2 separate regions of the Homo sapiens genome follow, and region 1 is linked to region 2. Evidence: chromatin loops called from intact Hi-C (ENCODE). Cell type or tissue: Caco-2. All regions are shown on one strand. Each heading gives the region's core, and the rest is flanking DNA. Links, peaks and the distances in the headings are about the cores only.

The links. A loop is a pair of places that touch in the nucleus more often than their neighbours do. Peaks named below come from ENCODE experiments on the same cell type or tissue, not always from the same donor. Only the 100,000 strongest peaks of a DNase experiment are listed, where the experiment ranks them.
Region 1: it touches region 2 in a loop (3-fold over the local background); 3 of 110 quality-filtered maps call a loop at or near these places.

Annotation. Positions count from the first base shown.
Region 1 is chr3:181,721,265-181,732,308 of GRCh38, forward strand. All of the region lies in intron 6 of SOX2-OT (SOX2 overlapping transcript), which reads left to right. Among named protein-coding and RNA genes, the nearest start is that of SOX2, 15 kb to the left of the region's middle. RefSeq lists an enhancer at 6,324-7,062. In Caco-2, for the core only: a CTCF peak has its summit at 5,482; DNase peaks (open chromatin) are centred at 5,587 and 5,927; H3K4me3 peaks cover 1,556 bases.
Region 2 is chr3:181,846,317-181,857,360 of GRCh38, forward strand. It overlaps the pseudogene PSMG3P2. Among named protein-coding and RNA genes, the nearest start is that of LINC01206, 100 kb to the right of the region's middle. RefSeq lists an enhancer at 2,182-2,803. In Caco-2, for the core only: no CTCF peak of the experiment used is centred there; a DNase peak (open chromatin) is centred at 4,985.

The DNA of each region.
Region 1 (11,044 bases), core at 3,164-8,163, 120 kb before region 2:
ATCCTGGAAAGCAGGCCTTATGTTCTGATATTGGTCCAGGATCTCACAGAGTAACGATTAGCCAATATTTTGCATGCAGTCAGTTTAGTATCAGCTCACATCCAGGTCGATTTTATCACACTTAACAGCTCAAATCGGGGTTATTGCATAATATTAGAGTTTAATCAGTCTGGAATACTAAATGGCAAACCTGTCTTCTCCTTCTCAAGGCCCTCCTCCCTTTCTCTATTTCTCCTTCCTCCCACCTCCAAGGAAACTATCTTAAAATCAAGTTTCCCTTTGAGAGTTTGTTTACCCCAACTTCTGTTAAACTAGACTAACACGCTCTCATCAGCTTTCTAAACACTGTCTCATCAGCTTTGTGAAATGGTGCAAAAACATCTTGGAATCCAAGATGGCAAAATAAACTTGAGCATATGGGGGGAAGACTGCCTTGTTAAGAAATTGATTTAAATGTTTAGCTTACACTTCAGCATCAATGCTTCCCTTACTACCCACTCTTACTTCCCTCACTGCCCACTCCTGGTTCTTGGGTACCCCACCTCTATTAGCAAGCTGGTTCCCCCAGCATAAATTATGAATGCATATCAACAGGCTCATCTGCTGTGATAAATCAGAGGCTTTTCTCTTTTGCACATTTCTGCTTTTATTCTCATCGAAATGTCTTTCTGCCCCATGCTAGCAGTGTCTTTCTACAAACTTACTATCCCCGTATAAACTATGGAGATATATTCTCAATTGGAAAAATCAGGTAATTTCAACCGTTCCCCCCACCCCCAGGAAGCCTTACAAGTTAAGGATACAAAATATTTCATGGTTAGTTGTATGAGCTTCCAAATTAGCTGCATATAAAGTATTTAAGATTTTTTTTTTTTTTTTTGGCTGTCACTGGCTGGCAATACTCATTTTGTGTGTGTGTGTGTGTTGGTTTGAAAAGCAGGAAGAAATGTAATGAATTGAGTGCTGTCAGAGATGTCTTCTGTTTGAACAATCTGCGATGGGCTGAATGGCAGGGACTCCCTCATCCAGTGCAGGTGCAGTAGAGCTGGGGAAGGGGGGAGGGGGGCTCCCTCTGTTCAGTCAAAAAGCACCATTCTCCACAATAGACCACACACTGACAGCCAGCGTGACATCAACTCACACTTTCATACTTTTCCCCCCATCCATAGTTCTGAGTTCACAAAGTGGCCATACAGTAGCCTTGGTTAGGTTCCTTTAATGAACATTTTGCGGCTCCTATGACCAACATTGAAATCCGCAGAGCCCTGGGAGGAACAAATAGATTTTTAATCGTGAGTTCCAAACCAGAATGTATAGCTATAGATATTAAAAGTAAGCTGGTCTCCACATCCTCTCCCAATGCCAATGCCCACAGCAACCCCAGATGATGTGAAAACTCTGAGTTAAAAGTTCTTCTAAGACTTATTAGGTTCCAAGACACTGTTTTCCATGTCCTGAGAGAGATCAAACAGGAAAGGAGAGAAGGCACAAATTTTATGTATTTATTTAAAGGTAAGAGCACCTCTAGTATTTTATTATGCTTCATGAGATGGTTAATCCTACAAATTAACAAACATTAATCTTGTGGAGTGGAGTTCTGCCCCCTTTTGAATTGGTTTTACTGGGAAGAGGGGTGTGGAGGAAAACAAGAGGGTTAGGAAAGGCAGCAACTGTTTTAAAACTCTGAACAAAGATGCGACCACCTTTTGGCTGTCCTGCTGCTGCAAGGACTGGACCTTCCAAGAGTTCGTTTTACATTTGTTGAAGCCCAGGCCTTGGTGCCTCAAGTTTTAAATGGAATTACTCAAGGGGGGCACACTACTAGACAAACTATTCTAGCCAATTCCTTCATCCCCGACCCAGTCCCTACTCCTCTCTGCCCCCGCCCACTTCGCCACTTCTTAGTCCCGGATCTGAACATTTTAGCTGAAAGAGGGAGGGGTGAGGAAAGGGCCAGGACAGTTCCCTCAGTGCCACCACTGCGGGCAAGGACAGTTCCCTCAGTGCCACCACTGCGCCTGGAGAGATCCCCGCGGCCCTGCCGCTGGCTGATTCTCCCCTGTGCCTTGACTTGCTGAAACATCTCTCTGGGGAAAATTACTCCCTACTTGCTTACATGTGTGTATTAAAAAACACATGTAGCCATACACATGTTTCATCACGGCAACAAAAAATATCAACATTCTAGCCCCAGGAGCAAAACGTATCAATCATTCGCCTAAATATTGTTCAGTAGATGGGGGCGGGAATAGGTAGACCTCCTAGGAGAGCGGTCACAAGTCCCCTCTCCTCCGCATGGACACCAGGAATGCGGGGTCTGGCGGTGCTGGGCGCAGGGCGAGAAGATTTGATGTGCAGGGTAAGTAAAGGACAAGTTATTTAAAACCTCAACACAGGAAAAGATGGTAAGAGTGCTGTGTAGCCCTTTGCTTGCTTGTGACTACGAGTCGCTAGGTGGCCCGCGTTTAGAGTATGCCTACGGCGCCTACTAACGTCTAGACCTAGGAGAGGCGTCTCCCGCCCCTCGACCCACAGCCAGCCGCCACTTGATAGCTAACGCGTCTTCCGGCCGGTACACACCCACAATTAATCTTTCTTATTAAAGCCTCCATTCTGTACCCATGGGGCGACTCAAACCTATTTAGATTTCCGTGGTTGGCTGCACAAATTTAAGTGGGCAACGAGTTATAAACCTAATAACAGAGGACGAGAGAGGGTGATTTGAGTAGAGAAGACGCAAGATTCACTAGGGTCGTGAAGATGCTGCGGGCCTTGCCCACCACGGCATCTACCTCGGGGTGCACGCCAGGCTCTGAGAAAGGTAGTGAACCTCACAATCACACTCACCACACACAACATGCGTACACACACTTGCACTCCTACCCCCTTTGCTCACAGGTACACTTGTGTGGAAATTGCCTCTTCCGTAGTTCTTATAAACTCCTCCCAGACAGGCAGAATTCTCAGAGCATCGGAACCAGGGAACTTGCAGGGAACCAGGGAAGGTTTGCACTGTTTGGGATTAATTGAGAATAATTAACACTGGAGCCGTTAATCACCACTTTGCTGCTCTCTCCCTCCTTTCGGGTCTGCGGCGTCTGCCTTTTTCGCTCCCGCTGCCGGCGCGGGTGTACTGGTGAAAGTGAAGACGTCGCGGTAGCTGTCACCCAGTTCGGCTGTACTTTTTTAAACGCTCGCATATTGTTTGATTACTAATTCGAGTTAATATGATCTTTATGGCAACATAACAGTGGATAATTGGCCTTTTTTTCTGAACAACAATGTAAATCACAATCGCTTTATTATTTAATAACGTCAAACGCTTCGTTGGATTGGCCCCGACCGAGAAGACCTTTTCTTTCTAGACAGTGTTGTGGAGGAAGAACAATGAAGATCTAATTGTGGAGATTTCATAAGTTGGCTCCCGTAAATGAACAGCTTAGATATGGAAGTTCCAGCAGATGTGGGTACTATTCGCCTCTACAAGCTCTACCCCCCACCCCCATATACGCAGTCCAAACACTCTATTGGAGGGTTTTTTTTTTTTTTTTTTTTTTGTGGTGGTGGTGGTCCTCAGATCCTAGCAACCACCTAAAGTTTCCAGTAGTAATTAGAGCTTTTATCGGGCTTGCTCTTCAGCCCTTTATATTGCCGATTTAGCGTTAAGGCATTAAGTCCACACACCAAATTAGCGCGACTCCCAAATAGCCACAACCACTTATTCTCCCCTTCCCTCATTTTGGTGGTTGGACACCAAGAGCATGGGCCTGGGACTTTTTTTTTTTTTTTTTTTTTTGGTTTTACTTTGTTTTGATTTGATTTTTAAAACCTATTCGCTACCGCACTGTCTTGGAATATACTTGTTTCAGGCAGAGTTTTGCAAGGGACCTGAGCCATTATTTTGCAAACGCCTGGAAGAGCACATGAAACTCAGAGAACTACAATGCAGACGACAACGCCTAGAAGGAATGGGTCCCCGCTGCTCGAATGAAAGATTAATTACATTTGCCCCAAAAGCCCCAATTCTAACGGTCTCTATCGCGGCTTTTGCCGTCACTGAAGGACCGCTGTCTCTGGGGTCTTCAGACATCGGAGTCCTTTGCAAATGAAGAGCCCCCACCATTTGGAATTCGGGTCAAGGAGAAAGACTCTGAGCCTGCAGCAGTTTTTGTTTTTGCGTGTGCCCGCCTCTCCATTTTATTCAACTTCTTCTGCCTGTCGGGAAGCAGAACAATCGCTCCCCACCCACCCCCCTCCGCCCCGTTTCTAAGATAAACAGGAGGTGCAAAATGCTTTGCCTGCACACGCGCCCTCGTGGCCCAGTCTTCCTGCAACCCCCAGCGCACCGGCCATGCATCTGTCTCCCAACCAGACGTGGGAGAAGACATCCCCCCTTCACTCTTCCCACCTGCATTTAAAAACCATCACATTGACTGCTCTAGAGTCAGGTTCACATTTTTGGCCCTCCATGCCACCTTCCAGTTTCTTCCCGGTCCACTCTCTTTCTCAGGACCTAAAAAGTGACGGGGAGAGGGTGAAGAATTGGAGAAAGCAGCGGATTTTCAAAACGTATCCCCCCCGCCCCCCCATCTTTTAAAGTAGTATGTTACCACAAGGAGTGCATTTGGGAAACTTTCCCTAACAGGAGCTGGGCGCAGTGTTATTCTTCTCCATGGGTCTGCTGGCCTCCCCGCCCCCGCTGGACAATGCGTGCTTTGAGACTCGGTGGCCTGCAGGCAGCGGGAGACGAGGGGACTGGGCAGCCTTCCTCCAAGGGGCCCGCAGCTGGGGGAGCGCCAGGCAGGGAGCAGGGACAAGGAGGCGAGCCACGCAGGAAGGAAAACCATAAAAGTGCCATTTTTTCCCTTAGCCCTGCACAGAGGCAGGCTTTGAGGACCTAGGGGCAGGGCAGCTGGGGCGGGGTGGGGTGGGGGTGTTGAGAGGTTTTGCGTGTTCTTTTTACCCCCTTTCCCCCCACTGAAACATTTTATTTCGGCACATAATTATGCACTGCAGATTCTCCAGCCTCCTCGCCCTCAATCTTGGTAACCTGGTCTTTGGTTAATAATATCGCAACTCGGGACTTCAACGCTCAGACCCCCTCCAGGCCCCAGCCTCCGTATTCTCGGAGCCCTCCACTACTGATACCTCTCGCGGAGTGCGGCGCCCCGGGAAAAGCCTCTTGGCCAGGGACTCTGGGACATTACTTTCTAGTTTGTTTTGTTTTTTGTTTTTCTCCCAGAGACCACCACCACCCTCATCCTCTTCAGGCAGCATTTAGGAGAGGACCTCTGAGATCAGCAGAAGGCCTCAGACGGTCACCATATTGGTGGAAGCGTTTGTCTGATGTTTTAAAACGTATACCAAACGGGGCGTCAGGGCCACGTGCTGTGCCTTCGAAACGCCGCCGCGGGCCCTGCCTTTCAGAGCTGCGGCAGCCGGGGCTGGCGTGGAGGGGGCGCTGAAACACCGGCGGGCGTCAGGGGCCAGCGCTGAGCTGCAGATCTGGCCGCAGCGCTGAGTGAAGCGAATTATCTGGAGCGTGTTTGATCTGGGACTGCGTAGTCAGCTTCTGCTTTATTTGTTTGTTTGTAATCTCATATTTAGCAAGCCGGGACGGTGGCAGCAAGGGAGAAAGGACGGGATGGAGGAGGGGGCTTCGCGGTAACCACACCCCTTCCTAATGAGTTAATTTCCATATTTGCGCCTCCCGCATCTAGCGCCCTCTTTTTTTTTTTTTTTTTTTTTTTTTTTTTGCCTGACGCCACTGTGCTGTTGCGTCTTGCGCAGCGCAGACACCTCCACTCTGGATTGAAACGAAAAAGCTCGCGGTAAGAGCAGAAAATTGGTCTATTGATACATTCGCTCCGAGTGTTGATCTTGGCATCACCGATAGCCGGTTAATTCCCCCACCCCGCCCCCGCCAGTGGGTCGCACGCGGATTGCCGAGGGCTTGCAGGCACTCAGGCAGACGCAGACAGAAACCCACATCGACCCCCCCCCTTTCCCCGCCTCCAGCTGTCCGACCCTCAAGTCTCTTTCTTTTTCTTTTTTACCCAACTCCGGATTATTTTCCCCCTCAAGGTGAGGGCAGTGAGAGCAGCGAGGGCACAGTCCGCACAAAAAGGGGGAAAATAATCGCAAACCAAGGAACCAAAAGTGAAAGTTTCAAACTAGATACCAACCCTGATGGAGGTTGGGTGCTGACCCGACTGTGGGTACTTAAGAGAAGGAAGGAGGGAAACTGAGGTGGTGAGATTATGTCCACAGTATGGGTCGGTTAAAAGTTGTAGTAAAGAAGTTTTGGGAGGGCCCTCACTAGAAACTCAAGGCGGGTTTCAGCTGATTTAACCTGGTTTCCTACACATTTTTGCGGTGATTCTGCTCTGGAAATTGGCGAAAGAGACAGACCTTTGCAATTGCTCACCCCTCCCTGCCCCCAACCACCCTGCTTACTTTCGCGAAGCGCATTAGGATGTGGGCTCTGGCTTGAGCTCCAAAATAGCTTGCTTGTCAATTGCGAGCTGCAGCAATATCAAAGTGAACTGTCCCAAGTAACTCTTGTCTAGAAGCTGGGAAGAAGCTTAAGCAGCTCGCTTTAATGATGATTTGTAGCTCGGCGAGGGGCACGGACAGCAAACACCCCGCAGGTGTGTGCCGTAACACCATCATCCGGACTTGAATGTAGATTACTCTGGCGATCGTTTGATCGGCCCTTTGAAACCCTTTACAATTGCCTGTGACGAACGGCCAGTCTCAGTTTTTCTCTGAATAATCCCTGAGGGTAAGTCCTCCGGGCTTTTAAAGAGCTCTAGTATTTTTTTTTTAAAGAATAAAAAGAAAAACGTTCGATTTTAGTTTAGACCTCGTCAACTTTTAGTCGCTAACAGGCATCACTCAAGCCAGTCAATACTTAATGACCGTTAGTTACCCTTGCTGTCTTCCTAGAAACCATATACATATGTGTGTATATATGTATGTGTGTGTGTATGTACCTACATACATACTTTGTGTTTATAAAAAGGAGAACAATGTTATTAATTTCATTTTCTTTAGTTTCATACCTCCTTGCCTGTTTATAGAGGTGTGTGGGGGTGTTTATTGTAAACATGCATTATTATTATTAATGCCATTGTTAATCTTGTCTTAATGCCTTCTCTGTTCTCTCTGAATTATACCTACTCAGTGGGAGTTAACGTAAAGGTTAAAGCTTTACAAAGTAAAACTAGAGTTTAACCCCCCTCAGCACCTTCACACCAACCGCTGTCACCAAAATGAAAATGTAGTGCTGTTCAACCTTTAATATTTACTTAGAGTATTTACATAAGGGGAGGGAAATGAACTTTTGTCTGAAACATACAACAAGCGGCACTTTGATTTTATAAAATAAATGTCAACAATTGCTAGGGCTTATCAAACTGGGGTAGGGAGTGGGGTGGAAGTGCAGTTGGATTAAAGGCCCATTCCTGCCACTTCAGACTACAAAGGGTTACACATAATAAGTGCCGAATTTGCCTATTGCAAAAGTTTTCTTGGTGCTTTCTAAGTCACAACAGGGGAGGGGGAAAGCTGTCGTTTATTATCCAGTTCTGGGCAGGAGCAGACCCCAGTACCAAGGGGCTCTTAGCTTTGCCCGGCAGAAGAGGGGTAGCCTTTCAACAGCAGCCCCCTTTGTTCTCCTGATCTCTTTCCCAATTTCAAGCTTCACTTGCACATCCCAAGTTTGTGTGTTAATGACGCTATTACCATCTGGCTCGCCCTACTTTCCAAAAGATATAAATCTCCCAGCTCCATTGCCCGCATTATCATTTAAGTGCCACCATAGCCAGAAGAAAAAGATGCTTTCAAGACTCCAGATTCTCTTGCACTTACTACCCCTGGCATGGCTCTTCCACTATATTTATAGACTATACGTTGGGGGTGGGAGTGCTCCTTGAGAGACCTGATTTCCCAAGAGCTGTCCCTCCAAGCCAAAGAAAACATGCTTTTGGGTGAAAAGAAAGGCATCAAATGAATTTTCCCTGAAAACATTTTTGTTTTGTTTGCAGCAAGCCGAATAGTATGTGCCAACATACTTTTACGTGCTTGTGGCTTCCTTTCTCTCGCAGGTTTGTAAAAGTTTTGGTGCAACTCCCCGACATTCAAGATGTGCCACTCTTCAACCCTATTTTGAGCGGGAGAATAGATTTGTTTCTCTATAGGAGTGGGGGCAGGGGTGAAGGGAGATAAAAAGAGCCCTGTGAAGCAACTTTTGGGAGCTGGGCATCCCTTCTAAACCCTCACTTTTATTAGTGCCTGCATAGATGTGTAGGTGTTGTATGATTTACACACTTCTGGTTGTAGATCTAGATCCACCTCTCTCCTTCGATTCTTTCCTGGGCAAAGTAATCAGTGATTTGCGTGTTTTGAGCACAAAAGCTGAGAAAATACGACAAAAGGAGTGGGGCTGGCTTGTGCATGGCTCCACAATGACTCCATTTAACTGGCCAGGTCCGAGTGAATAGAGGAGAGCAGAGTCTGCCTCTAAACGCGTGGGCTTTTGGTTCAGGCCCCTCGCTGATTTGAACAGCTAATTTCCCCTTTGCGGGTTTCTGAACTGTTTGTGCTCTTGGTCCGTCATATGTGGGTGCATCTTTCTCCGTGTGATGCCTGCTCTTCTTCCCACTGTTATCTTCACAGAGGCAAGTTCCACTAAGATAAGCCAACCCAACAGGTTGGAAGAAGAATTGGAAATATGAACCTCCCAGGATCTTAAGGGAAGCTCTTAAAATCAACAGGATTTGAGCAGCAATACCCCTGCCCCCTTAAAAAAAAATGTCAAACAGAGAAAGCATCTTTAAGGAAAAATATATTCTTTTTGAGGAATAACAAAATCACTTATTATATATTCCTAATACTTTGTATGAACTGAGCACAGAAGGTGTCCACAACAGTGATTAATTTATATCACACTCATGTAGCTGTCTGCATGCAAAAGCCACATTTTTCTTTCTAGTTCACTTTCCTGCTTTTTTCCCCCAAACTCAAACAAGATCTTGTTTAGAAATGTGTATCCCTACTTTTTCCTCTTGAGAACATTATCAAGTTGATATGAACAAATTGCAGAGGATATACCATTTAAGTAAGATGCACTTTTAATCACTGATCATTAAAATGGTTATGTTAAATATACTCAATTACATGCATGACTTAACTCTAACAGTACTTTCTATTCTCCCAGCTGCTCACGTATTCCTTAACGATAGTCTGTGGTAGAAACTTGATTATGCTGAATCCATACATTTCGATGGATTTCATCAGCCTAATTAATGCCTCAGTGTGGTCCTGGGGTCTGAATGAACCCTTTACTATCGTTTGAGGTTAAAGGCAGTGGTGGAATGTAGAAGGATTTTTTTTTCCTTAGTTACTCCCGGGGTACTTAGGGATTCCATTAAGCAAGGTGGATAGCAGTTGTTAAACAGACTATGTGGAACAAGAAAACCCATCCAAATGGCAGAAAAGTGAGGCTAATTCTTCATTCTTATTTCACACCAACACTTTCGGATTCCATAGACAATCTCCAAATATTTAGTAAAGTGGAAATTACCATCTTCCGTTGTATCTTAAAACTTCACTGAGAAGGAAGAGTTGAAAATAGATTTACAACTGATGGCTAAATTCATTTTGTTTTATTCATCAAGGCTGTCCCTGCTCCTTCTCTTCCTGTTCCCATAACTTTCAGACTACTTGCCCCCTCAATTTCAACTTTCATCTTTCACAAGGAAGCACTCATGGCTGTTATTCAGCAGAAACTCAAGTCACCCCCAATGGGGTGACTACATTTTGTCTTTTCAGGTGTAAATTAACATCTGAATACATCTCAATCTTACTGACCCCTACCACCACCACCAATCCTGCCTCAGCAGAGTTGCGGCTAATCTGTACCTCCACAAATGGCAGGGTAGATAGAAGTCAAATTTCCCAAACTCCATCCCCCAGCAGGAAGACCAAAAGTGCTTGTATTGCCTATGAGATAAATCCTGATATTTGCACATGTCTAATGAAACACCTGTGGAAGAATACCTTTCAAGACATGTTTCCTTGGTGGTCAAGAAGAAATAAAAAGAGGAAGAAAAAAAAAGAGATGAAGGTATCTTGATTCTTTAAGAAATGTTCCAACTCTGACTTTGAGTCCCTAAGGACAAACTGTTCACCCAGCAGAACTTCCTTCATGCAAGAGATCCACTGACCCAGCCCTTAGTTGCAGAAGGGCAATACCATACGTCCATAGAAATCTGATGGAACTGGAAGGATTTTAGACCTATAACCAAATTACTACCTTGGAACTTTGTGCTTGTTATGCTAATGTAATGATTTCTGTAGTAAGGGTATATTGTAAGGTTGCAAATTACGTTTTTATAATGCTTTGTGTAATGACAGACGTTACATAGAAGAGACACATGTGCCAGGATTGGTGGCATAGTACTTTTTTTTTTTTTTTTTTTTTGAGATGGAGTTTTGCTCTTGTTGCCCAGGCTGGAGTGCAATGGTGCGGTCTCGGCTCACTGCAACCTCCGCCTCCCGAGTTCAAGCGATTCTCCTGCCTCATCCTCCCAAGTAGCTGGGATTACAGGCACCTGCCACCATACCTGGCTAATTTTTTTGTATTTTTAGTAGAGACGGGGTTTCACCATGTTGGCTAGGCTGGTCTTGGACTCCTGACCTCAGGTGATTCTCCAGCCTCGGCCTCCCAAAATGCTGGGATTACAGGCATGAGCCACCGCACCTGGCCAGTGGCACAGTACTGACAAACACTGGAGGACATTTAAATAGATAAATGTAGACCTAGATATGTTTCTAAAATTAAGCTGAGAATGAGCTCACGGAACTAGGTAACAAAGCAGATGCTGCTGGCCAGACCATTGCAAGGGTTAAGATGGTCTTGCAGCACCCACCTTTTCACTCAGATCTAGTGGAGTAGCAGCACAGCACATTGCTCAATCCTTTGGGATAGATTCCTAGGGAAGAAAAAAAGAGACTGTTTCATAAATAGTACTGCAAGCAA
Region 2 (11,044 bases), core at 3,019-8,018:
GGGAGGTGGAGGTTGCAGTGAGCCAAGATTGCACCATTGCACTCCAGCTTGGGCAACAAGAGTGAAACGCCATCTCAAAAAAACAAAACAAAACAAAAACAAAAAACAAAAAAGCATATAAATTTATGAAATTTATGTCTCTTATGATGACATAAGAGAATATCCTATTCTTGGGAAATAGTCATCAAAATATTTTGGGGTAAATAGCTAATATATGCAACTACCCTCATATTCTTTGGGAAAAAGTTTTATACACACAGATACACACTCATATACACACACACACGCACACACACACAGAGTGAGAATGGGCAAGCCAGAGGAATAAAATCATAAAACAAATGATGTTAATAGGTGAATCTGGTAAAGGATACATGAAAACTTCTTTCTTTTTTTTTTTTAAGAGACAGGGTCTGGCTTTGTAGTCACTCCAGCCTCGGACTCCTGGGCTCAAGAGATCCTCCTGCCTCAGCCTCTCAAGTAGCTAGGACTACAGGCACAAGCTACCATGCCCAGCAGATGTTTCTTTATTTTTTGGGAAAGGGGGAACACATATTTATGTTTAATAAAAAAAAAGAAATGTACTCCTACAATTGAGATTGAGGGTCATGCGTCATGCCTGCTGGTTCGTTGTTTCAATTCTTTTTCTTTGAGATGGAGTTTCACTCTTTTCACCCAGGCTGAAGTGCAATGGTGCGATCTTGGCTCACGGCAAACTTTGCCTCCCTGGTTCAAGTGATTCTCCTGCCTCAGCCTCTGGAGTAGCTGGGATTACAGGCTCCCACCACCATGCCCAGCTAATTGTATTTTTAGTAGAGACAGGGTTTCATCATGTTGGTCAGGCTGGTCTTGAACTCCTGACCTCAGGTGATCCGCCTGCCTTGGCCTCCCAAAGTGCAGGAATTACATGTGTGAGTCACTGCACCTGGCCCAATTCTTAAATATAAGCAGCTATTTGAATCCCAGTGAGAACCAGTTACTATTCATTCCCCTGAGACATGTTCCACTTCTTCCTCTATTCGTAGATTATATTAGTAACTAAAGAGAGTAAGAGTCTGCCTGAGACATGAATATATTTTCTGCCTTCAAAGGCTAGAGCCAGAGAAAGTGCTTCCCTCTGACTGTGAGGGAAGGAGGGTCTTTGAGTCACTGAGTGGATGTCTGAGTCTCCACACATCCTGCTGACAGCGCGTGACTACTGCCTCCAGGTCACCACACCTGGCACACCCAGATCACCTCCTTCAAGACCTTCATTCACTCCATGCTTTTGTTATTCATGGCCATAGCTGGGAGGACCACTTTGTTTCTGGCTTCTTGAGACACAAATGCACCAGTTTCTTTGCAAAGACATGGATGAGAGGCTTATCCTGGCTGAGAAGGAGATTTTGTGGTGAGTACTGGTTTGTTGATGTCACTGAGGCTACATTTCTGGGCTCTAGGGAGATCAGCGTACCCACCTTCCTGAACTGGGTCACCATCTCCAGGATGTGACTGCTGAAGGCTGTGCACACCACATTGGTGGGACCCCACCCACTACTTTACCTGTTTCACCAATGGTTTGCCTTCCATGGCTGAGTCTCTTTAATGGCAACTGCACCCATACCACACCAGTCTGTGGATGTTCCTAATGCTATTTTTATTTTTGCAACTTTTTGTAAGTTTGAAATTGTTACTCAATAAAAATATAAAATTGTACGTATTTGTCTGGATGTGTACATGTGCATTTTTCTGGGGAGAGGGTTGGTCCATGGGTGTTCTTAGGTTATCATGAGAGTATGACAGAAGTAAGTGACTTAGATGTGGCATCTTGATTTGTGAAGAACAGTTTATCTGGCTAGGCGTGGTGGCTCATGCCTGTAATCCCAGCAGTTTGGGAGGCCAAGGTGGGCTGATCACCTGAGGTCAGGAATAGCCTGTAGTCCCAGCTACTCCAGAGGCTGAGGCATGAGAATCACTTCAACCTGGGATGGAGAGGTTGCAGTGAGTCCAGATGGTGCCACTGCACCCCAGCCTGGACTACAAAAGTAAAACTCTGTCATAAAAAAAAAAAAAAAGGTTTATCCTTTATTGGAAAGAAATTTGCACTTTAAAAAGGAGAACTGTATTATTTTTAAGTTGTGGATTCCAATTTCTGGTACTCAAATCTGCATTCACCTTAGCAACACAGAGGTATGTAAAAACTAGTCTGTAGTATCTGGTTGACCTCTGTTCTTCATTCATTGAGCAGTCTTTAAGAACCTACTATGTAGCGCGCACACAGACACACACACACACACACAGACACACACACACACACACATATTTTAGAGACACGGTCTCACTCTGTTGCCAAAGCTGGAGTACAGTGCACAATCATGGCACACTGCAGCCTCAACCTCTTGGGCTCAAGGGATCCTCCTGCCTCAGCCTCCCCAGTAGCTGAGACTACAGGCACATGCTACTATACCTAGCTTTTTTTATTTTTTATTTTTATTTTTTTGTAGAGACATGGCTCTGCTATGTTGATCAGGCTGGTTTTGAACTCCTGACCTCAAGTGATCCTCCTACCTCAGCCTCCCCAAGTGCTGGGACTAGAGGTGTGAGCCACCACACCCAGCCAAGTAGCGTATACTCTGCTACAAATACACAAAGATAAAATATAGGTAATTGTTTTATCTTTGTGTAATTTGTCTTTTGAGAAGCCTACAACCTAGTAGAAAAGAAACCTACAACCTAGTAGAGAAGAAAATAACTGTGATTTTAGTTAGATAGTGCTGAATATCAGGCCAGGTGTGGTGGCTCACACCTATAAATCCTTTGGGAGGCCAAGTCAGGTGGACCCCTTGAGGTCAGGAGTTCGAGACCAGCCTGGCCAATATGGTGAAACCTTGTCTCTACTAAAAATACAAAAATTAGCTGGACTTGGTGGTGGGCGCCTGTAATCCCAGCTACTCAGGAGGCTGAGGCAGGAGATCGGGAGGCGGAGGTGCAGTGAGCTGACATCAGGCCACTGCACTCTAGCCTGGGCGACAGAACAAGACTCTGTCTCAAAAAAGCAAGCAAACAAACAAACAACAACAACAACAAAAAAAAAAACACAAAGAAAGAAAGTGCTGAATATCTCCAACGGAGGAACCAGAAAGCTATAAGAGTTCAGAGGAGAGAATATTTTAGGCTGAAAGATATTGGGTAGATTTCCCAGGGAAAGAGTCATTAAAGCTGAACTTCGCAACATAAATGAGCTCTGCAAAGGTAGACAGTGTGTTTATGTGTGAATGTTAGTGTGTGTGTGTGTGTGTGTGTGTGTGTGTGTGTGTGTGTAGAGTGGGCAAAAGGCAATGTTGGTAATAAGGAACATTGACGGTTGGGCTAAAAATTTCAAATTTTTGTTTACTAGAAAATAGAGTGAGTGTGGAATTTTGAGCTGAAAAATAACATAGCACTATCCTTTTGGAGGAGGCAGAAAAGGGAAACAGGGCCTGACTCTAGCATGTGCCTCTGAGGTACCCAAAATGGTGGCAGAGTGCAGAAGGCAGGGAGCCAGGGGTCCCAAGCAAGGCTGAGGGAGGGAGGTAAGCTGCCCAGCAACGGTAGATGTGTAGAAATGAAGGCTAAAACCTTCTTCAGCCTGGATGTCAAAGAGAAGAAAACTGCCACATGGCTCCCAGGCAGGGAGGCAGGAGGAGGCTGCTGCCAGAGTGCTACCTTCTCCCCATCCACAGATTTGTGCCACCTCTTGTGAGCACACCTGACAGATGGCAGGGTCATCTGGGTGGGGGTAAATGAAGGCGGTGATGGGGTGTAGCACACCCCAGGCCCTGGATGACATTACAGCAGTCCTAGACCAGGCCTCCATTTGGAGTGTTCCCAAGGCTGCCAAAATTTGAGGGCTCACAGAACCAACTCTTTTGTTGTTCAGCTATCACTGTCCCCTAATTATTCATGAATACTTCTGCATGGCAAGGCTATGGCTATGAGTTTTGTTTTTTTTTGTTTTTTTCCCCATGGAAATAAAAGCATAGCTCCAATTATCCAGGAGAAAGACAAATGCCAACTCACCTGATGCAGCCAGGCCTTTGATTTCAAAAGGGTATCAGGAGTGTTGAATCCACAGTCTCACTTCTCAGTTTTTCAAGTGCAGAATTGGATGAGAGTAACTCAAAATTCCCCAGAGACTTAGACCCTGCCTGAGTTCCTATTTCTCTTACTGTGAAGGAAGGGCCCACCAATCCACCCCAGGCCCTCCTGCTGCTGATCTTCATAAGGGATTTCTTCTGAGACAGAGAATTTTCAAACTGAAACAGACTTTAGAGGTCCTTTACTTCAATTGTCTTCAATATAAATGAGGAAATGAAGGTTCCTAAAAGATGAGTGGTTTGTCCAAAGTCATATGAACAGGGCAAATACAACAAGAATCTAGATCTCCTGGCTCCCTGTTCAGTGTTAACTAATAATAGTTGTAGCTTCCCCCAAAAGTTCCTTATGAACTCTTTGAACTCATCTTGTTTTCTGGAACTTTCTCTAGAGGGGGTCTCACGGGTAGTAGACACCGGAGGATGCTGCTGCCCTTGTGGGGTTCAGGTATGAAGTGATCAGGTATGATGACATGGCCTAAATCTCTGAAAGGCTTAAAGGAAATGGAAAGACCTGGTATTTAACAAGACCTGAAACAGGTGTCTTGCTTGTTCACAGAATCTTTCCAGAGAATACCATAATACATCCTGAAAGAGAAGAGAAAATCATAAAGTTTTAAGGAGATTAGATAGTTGAGATTAGCTTTTTGTGATCTTGCAATGTTTTCACTTATTTCCAAATCGTATAACGCCGAGTATGTTGAGCAATCTGGTGAAAATCACATGCAAACAGAGTCTAAGTACTGATAAGAATCCTAAAGGTAAACAATGAATTCCTACTAATGGCTAAGTCACTAAGGTAAGATCCAGTCTAAATACACACCCTTGGTTAAATAGGGTTTCATTAGCTCAGGTTACAGTGGCTCGGGGAAATTTTTCCTTTATGCTTGTCAAGTGAAATTAATTATATATCATCCATCAATCATTGCTGCCAAAGAAGTTATAGGTGAATACTAAAGAATCCACAGCAGCTCCCCCACTGGGCCCCCACCCCCACTCCCTACTCCTTTAGGAGCCCTCTGGGGCATATTTTGGTGCCTATAGGTAAAAGTTCCTGAGATTTTCTGGGAAGTCACAACTTACGTTTTTGGCTGATAACCTGTGAAAGTTTCCCTTTTCAAAACTTGACACTTGGTGTGTGCTTCAAGTTACTCACAAATATTTGACTTTGTAGAGTGTATCTCAGACTGCACAGCAAATTAGATTCTTGCAAGTTTCCAATGTCAAATTTTTCATATAAGTAATGCAAATAATTCAAGAACATTTAAAAATAGACAATACTTTTTAAAATTATAATCCACGTCCTCACCATTCCATTAAATGATTGTTTGAATTTTAATGTATTTCCTTCTATGTATTTAATATATTCCCTTCTATGTATTTTTCTTTTGTATTCACTCTTTTCTCATTATAAAAGCCATGAATGTGTAGCATAGAAAATTCAGAAAGTATGGATAAGAAAAGAACATAAAAATCGGCCATTAACTAATTTATTGGATGGACAAAGTGGCTCATGTCTGTAATCCCAGCACTCTGGGGGCTGAGGTCGGCAGATGGCTTGAGCTCAGCAGTTCAAGACCAGCCTGGGCAACATGGTGAAACCCTGTCTGTATTTAAATTAATAACTTCACTTTTTAAAATAAAAACCTTATTTATCCAGACATAATGAACCTTCCCAGTCTTTTTTAAATACACGTATTTTTTTGTTGTTTTTTGAGATGAGTTTCAGTTTGCCTCCCAGGCTGGAGCGCAGCAGTGCGATCTCGGCTCACTGCAACCTCTGCCACCTGGGTTCAAGTGATTCTCCTGCCTCAGCTTCCCAAGTAGTTGGGATTACAGGCTCTGACCACCGCGCCTGGCTAATTTTTGTAGTTTTAGTAGAGATGGGGCTTCACCATCTTGGCCAGGCTGGTCTCGAACTCCTGACCTCGTAATCCACCCGCCTCGGCCTCCCATACTGCTGGATTACAGGCCTGAGCCACCGCGCCCGGCCTAAATGCATGTATTTTATTTTACTTAATTCTAAGCTGCTTTTTCACTTACCTTTCAAAAAAACATACATGTTTTAAAATCTGTTCTTTTCAACCAAAGAAATGTGTATACATGTTTAAAACATCAAACGATTGGCTGGGCGTGGTGGCTCACGCCTATAATCCCAGCACTTTGGGAGTCCAAGGTGGGTGGATCACCTGAGGTCAGGAGCTTAAGACCAGCCCAGCTAACATGGTGAAACCCTGTTTCTACTAAAAATACCAAAAATTAGCCAGGCATGGTGGCGCGCACCTGTAATCCCAGCTACTTGGGAGACTGAGGCAGGAGAATTGCTTGAACCTGGGAGGCGGAGGTTGCAGTGAGCTGAGATCGCACCATTGCACTCCAGCTCAGGCCACAAGAGTGAAACTCCATCTCAAAAAAAAAGAAAAAATCAAATGGTCATTTTGTTGGTGATTCGGTAGCATCTTATAATAGAAATTCATTTGATAGTCTACTATAGATGAGACAATTTGATTTTATTAGCTTTGATATTTAAATTTCCCCTCTTTTCTCTTCCCTTAGAGTATTTCATTCATCACACAGTTTTTTTTTTTTTTTTTTTGGGACGGAGTTTCCCTCTCGTTGTCCAGGCTGGAGTGCAATGGTGCGATCTTGGCTGACTGCAACCTCTGCGTCCCAGGTTCAAGAGATTCTCCTGCCTCAGCCTCCCAAGTTGCTGGGATTACAGGCATGCGCCACTACGCCCAGACAATTTTTTTTTTTTTTTTTGTAATTTTAGTAGAGATGGGGTTTCTCCATGTTGGTCAGGCTGGTCTCAAACTCCCAACCTCAGGTGATCTGCCCTCCTCAGCCTCCCAAAGTGCTGGGATTACAGGCGTGAGCCACCGTACCTGGCCCAGCACACACTTAGTAAGCATATTTCTGGCCCAGGCTCTGGGTTAGGCATTAAAGATTCAAGCATATTTGCTTATTTTAAAAAGTAATTATTGAGTACCTAATATGAGTCAGACAGCGTTCAAGGTATTTGGGATAGAGCAGTGAACAAATGAGGTAAAAAATCTCTGCCCTTTTGAACCATAAGTTCTGGTGGAGATGAACAGGAGATGTATTATCCTTGCTGAGGTCAAAATTCAGCATTTTTAGGAAATGAGTGGCAGAATTTAATATCTATATTTAATACTTATCAACATCTACTCTGAACTCTTCTATCCTCAGAGATAAGCACACAACAGTGAGCAAGACATCAGCACCTAAACTCAAGTGGCTTATAGTCCAGGGCGCAGTGTTTCTAAGAAGTACCTGTGTGCCTGAAAAATTATCATCCCAAAATGGATATAGTGATACTTGTTCTGCTCACCCTATTGGATGAGTGTGAAATCAAATGAAATGAATCTGCAAGTGCTTTGAAAGCTTTAAAATGAGGAACCTCATGAAAGAGTTAGTATTAGTGTCCTTAGCAGTGGAGAGACATGTACCACATCTGAAACAAGGAGCTAGAATGCTGGAGACTGATCACAAGGCCAGAAAGTCAACGAGACTGGTGTGGGTTTTCCCAACGAAGGAGACACTTTTTAAAATATTTATTTATTTATAATTGAAAAATAAATATTGTGTAGTTTATAGTGTACAACATGATGTTTTGAAATAGGTATACATTGTGGAATGGATAAATTAAGCTAATTAACATATGCATAACTTCACATACTATTTATTTGTGGCAAGAACACTTATTAAGATGTTTTCCAAACTTCTTTTTTTTTTTTTTTTTTGGAGAAAGCATTTTGTTCTCTTGCTCAGGCAGGAATGCAGTGGGCCGATCATGGCTCACTGCAACCTCCCAGGCTCAGGCAATCCTCCCACCTCAGCCTCCCGAGTAGCTGGGACTGTATGCACTACCACACCTGGCTAACTTTAAAAAAAAAATTTGTAGAAATGAGGTCTCACTCCAGCCTGGCCAACATGGTGAAACCCCGTCTCTACTAAAAAAAAAAAAATACAAAAATTAGCCGGGCGTGGTTAATCCCGGCTATTTGGGAGGCAGAGGCCGGAGAATCGTTTGAAACCGGGAGGCGGAGGTTGCAGTGGGCCAAAATCAAGCCATTGCACTCACACCTGGGGGTTAAGAGCAAGATTTCTCTCAAAAAAAGAAAAGAAAAGAAAAGAAAAGAAAAGAAAAGAAAAGAAATGAGGTCTCACCATATTGCCTAGGCTGGTCTCAAAATCTTTAGCTCAAGCGATCCTCCCACTTTGGCCTCCCAAAGTGCTGGGATTACAGGTGTGAGCCACCGCACCTGGTCAAGACATTATTTTTTAGAGCAGTATTAGGCTTATGTCAAGATTGAGAGGAAGGTACAAAGATTTTCAACATACTCCTGCCCCGCACATGCATAGCCTCCTCTGTTATCAACATTCCCCACCAGAGTGGTACATTTATTACAATTGGTGAACCTACACTGACACACCATTATTACCCAAAGTCCACAGTTTACATTAGGGCTCACCCTTAGTACTGTATATGCTATGGGTTTGGACAAATGTATAATGATTTCCACTATCCCAGTCATACAGAGTATTTTCACTGCTCTGGAAATCCTCTGTGCTCTGCCTATTCATCATTCCCTCCCCTCTAATCCCTGGTGACCACTGATCTGTTTACTGTCAGGAGTCTCTCTCTCTCTCTTTTTTTTTTTTTTTTTTTTGAGATGGAGTCTTCCTCTGGCTCTGTCGCCCAGGCTGGAGTGCAGTGGCATGATCTCGGCTCACTGCAACCTCCACCTCCAGGGTTCAAGCAATTCTTGTGCCTCAGCCTGCAGAGTAGCTGGGATTGCAGGCGCCTGCCACCATGCCTGGCTAATTTTTGTATTTTTAACAGAGACGAGATTTCACTATGTTGTCCAGGCTGGTCTCAAACTCCCTGGCTCAAGTGATCCGCTTGCCTTGGCCTTCCAAAGTGCTGGGATTATAGGCATGAACCACTGCACCTGGCCCATGGAGACATTTTTTAACAGATGGACAAAGACATGACCATAATTGATAATTGATCATTTCCAGAATTAAAGTCATTTGGTAAATAAGGCCCTATGGTAATACAGTAATCATAATATTTTAGTAGCACTTTACACTTTACTGTATCATCCCACTAATTCTCCTAACAGTTATATATTTTCAAAAATCTATGCTCCGATTCTCATCCTTTCCCTAGTTCAGTGGTTCTTAACCTTTGGTCAGTATCAAAATCACCTGGGGAACTTGATACACTCACCAGAGCCCAGATCCTATCCTCTGTGCTCTTTATTAGCTCTCCAAGTCAATCTGATAACACACAAACATTTGTGAATCAGTACTTTTAGTTTACAATCTGACAGTTTTCAGAGCTGAAAAACATCTTAGAAATCATCCTGCTGATGTCTTTACAAGAAAGTTGACAGAGGTTTGGAGATGTTAAGTGGCTGCTCCAGGGTTGCAAAGCCAGCCAGGGCCTGAGCCATCATCACCCAAACATAGTTTTCGTACTGGATTGACCAAGGTGTCACTCCCTCCTTTCTGCTGTCTAGGGACCTCCAGGCGCATGAGTGTCCCTGCAGTGTTGGTGGCTCACAGCCACAGCTCTTGTTAGAAGCAAGTGTGATTTCCCAGAGAAAGCTGCTCTTGAGAGTTTCTAGCACTGCCTTACCTAACCACAAAAGTACTTACTCTGTCTGAGAACAATGTATTCTATGTAGTGGCCCCTGATATAAGTTTTTAAAGCACTGTAAATTCTTCAGTTGAGGTGAAGAAATTTCCAAATTAATCTCTCCACATTAGGACATTATCACTTTCCATAGACAATCATTTCTGCATGTATCTAGGACTTTCACTTCTTTAGCTTCCTACCTAAAACTAAACGCATTCATCGATTTTCTCTGACTTTTCTCAATCTGATGCCTGGATTTTGACTCATATCCTCACAACCTGAGTCTACACATTATAAATGATACAGATACAGGATGGCACTTATTAATATACTGTTTCTGTTTTGTTTTTATTTTGTGTAGGGGGTAAAAGGAGTAGAAAATGATGTGTTTTCTTCTTCTGTGAAAATACCTGGTTGCTCTTATTAAACTTTTGGCCCCCTGGAGCCTCAGCAACAAGAATATTTCTGAAATGCCCACTATTCGTCCTCATCCTTCTAGAGTGAATTGATTGGTCTAGTTAATGTGACTCCTTAGTAAACTGGTTGATAATACCTGGTGCAGTGAGGGGGTGGAGGCATTTTTATCCACTCAAATTGGGATGGACTTGGTGCTACCTTGAGAGGGAAAGCTGGCAATACAGATTCAGATTAAAATGTAGGCATTCTGGCTGGGTGCAGTGCTTCACACCTGTAATCCCAGCACTTTGGGAGGCCAAGGCAAGCAAATTGCCTGAGGTCAGGAGTTTGAGACTAGCCTGGCCAATATGGTGAAACCCTATGTCTACTAAAAATACAAAAAAAATAGCCGGGCATGGTAGCATGCACCTGTAATCCCAGGTACTTGGGAGGCTGAGGCAGGGGAATTGCGTGAACCAGGGGTTGCAGTGAGCCAAGATCGCGCCACTGCACTCCAGCCTGGGCAACAGAGTGAGACTCCATTTCAAAAAAATATATTAGCTGGGCATTGTGGGACGTGCCTGTAGTCCCAGCTACTCAGGAGGCTGAGGTAGGAGAATCGCTTGAACTCAGGAAGCGAAGGTTGCAGTGACCTGGGATCATGCCACTGCACTCCAGCCTGGGTGACAGAGGGAGACTTCGTCTCCAGAAAAAAAAAATTGGCATTCTTTGTGCAGTTCTTCTAGGAAATTATTCTATAAAATTGTTAGCACAAGTGTGCAAAAACATATGTACAAGGATGTTAAACATAGTGTGTGTGTGTGTGTGTGTGTGTGTGTGTATAATTTTTTTTTTTTTTTGAGATGGA